2 separate regions of the Homo sapiens genome follow, and region 1 is linked to region 2. A link is a contact called in ENCODE Hi-C or POLR2A ChIA-PET data. All regions are on one chromosome and are shown on one strand. Each heading gives the region's core, a stretch centred on a gene start or an enhancer-like site at or near the end of the contact. The rest is flanking DNA. Distances are from core to core; before and after follow the strand shown. Region 1 overlaps UBFD1 (ubiquitin family domain containing 1). Region 2 overlaps EARS2 (glutamyl-tRNA synthetase 2, mitochondrial).

What was found. A loop is a pair of places that touch in the nucleus more often than their neighbours do. ChIA-PET counts read pairs that join two places held with the same protein, here RNA polymerase II (POLR2A).
Region 1: a loop to region 2 is called in a map of breast epithelium, with 14 times the contacts of the local background. The contact joins two enhancer-like sites. A Hi-C loop is called at or near these places in 4 of 168 maps with a recorded cell type or tissue (CD8-positive, alpha-beta T cell, IMR-90, breast epithelium and 1 more) and 1 of 37 single-sample maps with no recorded cell type. POLR2A ChIA-PET finds 5 or more read pairs at or near these places in 10 of 52 experiments (A673, AG04449, B cell and 7 more).

What each region holds. Positions count from the first base shown.
Region 1 is chr16:23,569,651-23,572,492 of GRCh38, reverse strand. UBFD1 (ubiquitin family domain containing 1) reads right to left here. Exons shown (of 7, transcript NM_019116.3): 7 at 1-2,013. The coding sequence ends at 1,903. Among named protein-coding and RNA genes, the nearest start is that of UBFD1, 13 kb to the right of the region's middle. Within about 2 kb of position 1,317, at least 6 of the 41 ENCODE cell types and tissues checked have a DNase peak (open chromatin) inside an H3K27ac peak, as active enhancers do; they include B cell, where a contact is called at or near this core.
Region 2 is chr16:23,519,299-23,522,229 of GRCh38, reverse strand. EARS2 (glutamyl-tRNA synthetase 2, mitochondrial) reads left to right here. Exons shown (of 9, transcript NM_001083614.2): 9 at 1-1,476. It also overlaps a transcript of GGA2 not described here. Among named protein-coding and RNA genes, the nearest start is that of GGA2, 10 kb to the right of the region's middle. Within about 2 kb of position 1,554, at least 3 of the 41 ENCODE cell types and tissues checked have a DNase peak (open chromatin) inside an H3K27ac peak, as active enhancers do; they include B cell, where a contact is called at or near this core.

The DNA.
Region 1 (2,842 bases), core at 68-2,567, 50 kb before region 2:
AAGTCTCTAGGACTGGGGCATTGGCAAACAAAAGGGGCAATGTCTGACCCGAGATGATGTTCTACTTAATGCATCTCATTTCCCCCAAAACCTGTCACCTGCAGACAGAGGCTTGGACAAGTAGCTCAGATGTACTCTTTTCCCCAGGAACTGCAGGCCGACAAGGACAGAAAAGCTGCAATGACTGCTCCTTTCTCAAGGGATGAAAAAACAGGCTGTTTCTTGGATGCTGCACTTCACAAATGTACTAATTGCCCCCAAAAAAGCAAAGAGTAGATTTTCCTGCCTAGATGCATCACTTGGCATTGACTACACCATGGAAAGCAAGAGTCTGTCTATGTGGGCTGGATTCCTGAACTACAGCTTAGAAGGGAAGGGCGTAGAATATCATCATTAACTGGCTCACAAGGAATAGTCATCTTGGGCGAACACATGCTAATACGTTTCACAGAATGAGGGGTGACAGCCTAGAATCCAAAATGTGATGTTTGGAACATTTCTCGCCAAACCTTACTATGAAAGCCTGCAACCAGTGAGAGGAGAACTGCAAAGACGGCAGCAGAGAAACAGCAAACAGCACAAAAGAGATAATTTACCAAGAGACTTTCCCTCCTTTCAGAGGCAACCAAGCCAGAAGGAGATGACAGAAGTTCACGTGTACAGAGAACAGAAGGGCTAAAACCAGAAGAAGGTGAGCTAATCATGAAAGCAATTTATCCCATTTTTGTTGTTCAATAACACTGGCCAACCTGCTAGGGTCAGATGTCTTCTTCAGAAAGGCAGCATCTCTGAACCTGGGATAAAGGACACTTGAACTGAATGCATGAGCAGAAGGACCCAATGGAGAAGCATAATTGAAATCATCCTTGGACTGCTTAAGAATTTCTTGAAAACTTCCAAAGAAAGAAGGTTATCTGGATCTGCAGCTATATGGCTGTATAACTATCTTCTACCTGGCTCCTCCTGGAAGAGGTCTTTGTCTGCTTGGGAGCTGGGGCTGTTGAGCGGCACAGCCCAGGCACAACCATGCCAGGCTGGGCCTCTAGGCCAAGCTCAGTGAGGGGTGCAGACAATCATCCAACCAGCAATGGAACTCCTTGGAGATGGGGGCCCAAAGGGCAAGACATTTAAACAGGAGTCACTGGGAGATACTCTGCTGCTCAACGAACACCACAGCAAGTGTGAGAGCTCCTTGCCCAAGACTGAGCAGCTCTTCCTCTCCCACCGTGCGTTCACAGGCAGCAGCAGCACGGCGGGAGGGAGCCCAGGAAAGGAAGCGTTGATGAGGTACCAAAAGAAGAACTGACATCTTTGGGTTCTTAAAACAAAAACTCAAATTGAGGAAGCGAGAGAATGAAAAAGGGAAAGAATTAAATCTGAATCAATGGACAGAAATATGTGGCTTACTAACCCACCCCCATTTTGCATACAATTTTATACAAAAAAGGAAAAAAAAAACACCCCAACTCATTGCAATGCAGTCCAAATGTTTGCAACCAAAGATGTATGAAAATATTTCAATTGAAACTGCTTTTTTTTTTTTTAAAAAAAACAAAGCTTTTGATCATTCCCTTGTCAACATAATTGGCAGATCTACTCTCAAACACACTTAAGAGTATTCCACACAACATGTTCGGAATTCAGATTTATTGATTTCCATCGTATTGACTTTAAAAATGGTATGAAGCTGACTGCAAGAAAGGGAACTGGTAATTTTAAGTTAAAATTAAGCTAATGGTGAAAGTACATCACCTCTGGCTTCAGTCACCACATCACCTCAGATTGAATATAGATTTTTTATGAACAAAGTTCCAGAACTCTGAAATCCAGGGATGCTGCAGGCCTCTCCCGGCAATGTCCTTCACTTTGGGTCAGTCTCCTGGGCCAGAGGTGAAAGTGCTTTCAAAAATACTGCCATTTCCCCAGCACAGTGTCTTTGATTGCATCCACATATTGAGTTGGAACCCAGTACACCCAGTAGTAAGAGGCTTCCGTGGGGCCCAACTGAAACGCCTGGAAGGGAAAAAGGAAAACCAAGCGGTACTTCAGAGGTCGGGAGACCAAGCAGGCAGGACAAACATGGGTGAGGGTTGGGATGTGAGTTAATTAAAAAGGGAAGAAAAACCAAACAAAACTTTGCACGTGGGGAGCATTCTCCCAACCAAAAACAAAAACAGGCAGGCTGAGGGTTAAGCTGAGCCAACCCTAAAGCAGCAGTTCTCAAACCTGAGTGGTCATCAGAGCCATCCGGGGGGCTTGCTGGAACATGGATCAGCAGGCTCCAACCCTGTGAAGTTTCTAATTTGGGGAGGTCTGGGGTGGGGCCTGAGAAACTAGCAAGCTCCCAGGTGATGCAACACTACTGATCCAGGGACCACAGTTGGAGAAACGCTGCCCTAGAAAACCTGTCACACATGCTCAAGAAAACAGGTATGAATGTTCATTGCAGCACTGTCTGAAACCACAAAAACCTGGGGCAACCTACATATCCATCAGTAAGGGAATGCAGAATTCAAAGTGACAAGGCTTAGTCACACCAATACTGGAGCTCTTTTTAAAGAGGTATCAACTGGGTCCATATGGATCTACAGTTAATACTGACAGATTCTTATGTTGAACCAAAGAAAAGCAAGTTGTAGAACAATACATAATACCATTTACGAAAACTGGAAGCACAAAACAACACTCCATCTTGTTCGTGGATACACGTGTAAATCAAAGAATGGATAGATGGGAAGGACGCACGTGACACATGACGATGGTAATGGGGGAGGGGAAGACAGTGGGGCCATCATTGCTGTGAATAAACTTTATTTCTTTTATTTAAAAAAATTAAAGCAAA
Region 2 (2,931 bases), core at 305-2,804:
CAATGGAGGAAAAGTTGTTCTCAAGGAAAACTAGGGAGCTTTCTCCAGAAGATGATGTAATGGCAGAAACAACAGGTGGTTGACCACAGAAGGGGACAATAATAATACTTGTAATTTATTGTGCGCTTATATGAGCCTCACCCTCTCCCAGGTGTCAGATAATGCTCGTAAATGCCTTAGTCCATCATCTCAGTAAATTTTTTTTATAACACTATGAGAGAAGCAGTATTTTTTTTTTCTGTTACAGATATGGAAACCGAGGTTCTGAAAAGTTAACTAAAACTTCCGAGGTTATAGTACGAGGCAAAACCAAGATTTAAACTCAGATCTGTGCCGATCCAGAGTCCAAGCTTAACTCTGATCTACTGAGTGTTGTCAGAGCATCTGTTTCTAAGACATTAAGAATGGTTAAAAGGAGCTTCTTGGCTCATGGTCAAGTGAGTGTTTTTAACAAAGTGAGTGGTCAAAATACTAAGTCGATTCTGGTATATCTACAACATGGATGAACCTCTAGGACTTCATGCTAAATGAAATGTCAGTCACAAAAGGACAAATACGTCCTAATGCTTTGTGAGGCAAAGGTGGTAGGCTTGTCAAAGGCCAGGAGTTTGGAGACCAGCCTGGGCAACATAGTGAGATCCTGTCTCTACAAAAAATTTAAAAATTAGCCAGGTGAGGTGACATATGCCTGTAGTCCCAGCTACTTGGGAGACTAAGGTAGGAGGATCACTTGAGCTGAGGCGTTAAGGCTGCAGTGAGCTATGAATGCACTACTGCACTCTAACCTGGGCAACAGAGCAAGATCCTGTGTCTAAAAAAAAAAAAATGAATAAAATAAAGTTAAAAGGATAGATACTGTAAGATTCTACTTATTTGAATTACTTAAAATAATCAAAATTATACAGGCAGAAAATAAGATGGTGGTTGTCAGACTTGGGGAGGCAGAAATGGGAAGTTACTGTTTAGGGTATAGAGTTTCAGTTTTGCAAGATGTAGTTACAGGGGTCAATGGTGGTGATAATTGCACAACATTATAAAGATACGTAATGCCGCTGAACTGTATATTTAAAAATGACTGAGATGGTAAATTTTATATTTTTCTGTATTTTACCACAGTTTTTAAAAAATACTAAATTAGAGCTGGGCCTGGTGGCTCACACCTAGAATCCCAACATTTTGGGAGGCCAAGGCAGGCAGATCACTTGAGGCCGGGAGTTCAAGACCAGCCTGGCCAACATGGTGAAACCCCATCTCTACTAAAAGTACAAAAATTAGCCAGGTGTGGTGGTACATACCTATAATCCCAGCTACTTGGGTGGCTGAGGCACAGGAATTACTTGAACCCCCACAGAACGGGAGGTTGCAGTGAGCCAAGATCACACCATTGTACTCCAGCCTGGGGAACAGAGCGACACTCTGTCTCAACAAGAAATTAATAAAAAAGCGAAATTAATAAAGCTGTTGCTACTTCCTCAAGTGAAGTGTGCTGTGCTATCTTGAAAGCAGCTCCAGACGTCTGTCTTCTGTTTGAGGGTTTTGCTCAGGATCAGTAAGACTTTTTTTTTTTTTTTTAAGAGGATGTTGCTCTGTTGCCTGCCCAGACTGGAGTGCAGTGGCACAATTATATTTCACTGTAGCTCTAACTCCTGGGCTCAAGAGATCCTCCTATCTCAGCCTCTTGAGTAGCTGGAATCACAGGTGCATGCCACCACACCTGGCTAAGTAAAAGTGTTTGAAGGAATTTCATACATTTTAAATAACCTCAAGCCCATCCCCAGTGTTTTGAGGGTATAGTGCAGCAGTGAAGGGCACAGAGGCTGTCTAGATTCAGAAACATTCTGCCCCTTATTCACATGTGACTTTCTGTACCTCAATTTTCTTGTTTGTAAAATAGGAATAAGAATTGTACCCATCTCAAAGAGTTGTAAGGATTGGAATAGATAACATATACGAAGTTCTTTTTTTTTTTTTTTTTTGAGACGTAGTTTCACTCTTGTTGCCCAGGCTGGCATGCAATGGCGTGATCTTGGCTCACTGAAACCTCCACTTCCCGGGTTCAAGTGGTTTTCCTGCCTCAGCCTCCCAAGTAGCTGGGATTACAGGCATGTGCCATGTGCCGCCATAGCCAGCTAATTTTGTATTTTTAGTAGAGACGGGGTTTCTCCATGTGGATCAGGCTGGTCTCAAACTGCCGACCTCAGGTGATCCGCCTGCCTCGGCCTCCCAAAGGGCTGGGATTACAGGCATGAGCCACCACGCCTGGCAACATATATGAAGTTCTTAGAACATTACATGGCATTTAATAAATGTTAGGTAACTATCACCATTATTTTCATCCTTAGAAACAGTGATCTTGGTGGCAATGCATAGAAACACACTCAGACTAACTGAAACCATGAAAGGAATTTATTGGAAGAATTAGGACTCTCACAGATCTAAAGGGCAGGACTTCCAACTGGACCTCACAAAAGAATGGAATCTGTACCTAGAAACCTGTTGGGACCAAAGGCAGCCACTCGGCCCTCTGAGATGGCACAGTTTCTAACATTCACCCCTCTGTGTGTCTGCTCCCCTTGTTTTCCCTCTGCAGGCTGCCTTTCTCTTTATCTCTGCAGTTGGCCAACAGCTGCCCTAGCCCTGAAGGTAAATCATCTCTCTTCTCCTACATCACCAATTAAATAACCAATATTCCACATACAAACTCGCAGGGGAGAATCTGATTGGCCTAGCCTGGGTCAGGTGTCTACCCCTGGTCCAATCAGCTGTGGTCAATGGGAGTCATATTCTATGATCATGGCTGCAGGTGGCTCACTTTAGTGTGTGGGAAACCAGTTCCTTCCCCTGAGCGTGTTCTTTTTCGGTGTTGTTTAGAGAGTATCTTTTCCAGGGCTGGGCACGGCGGCTCATGCATGTAATCCCAGCACATTGGGA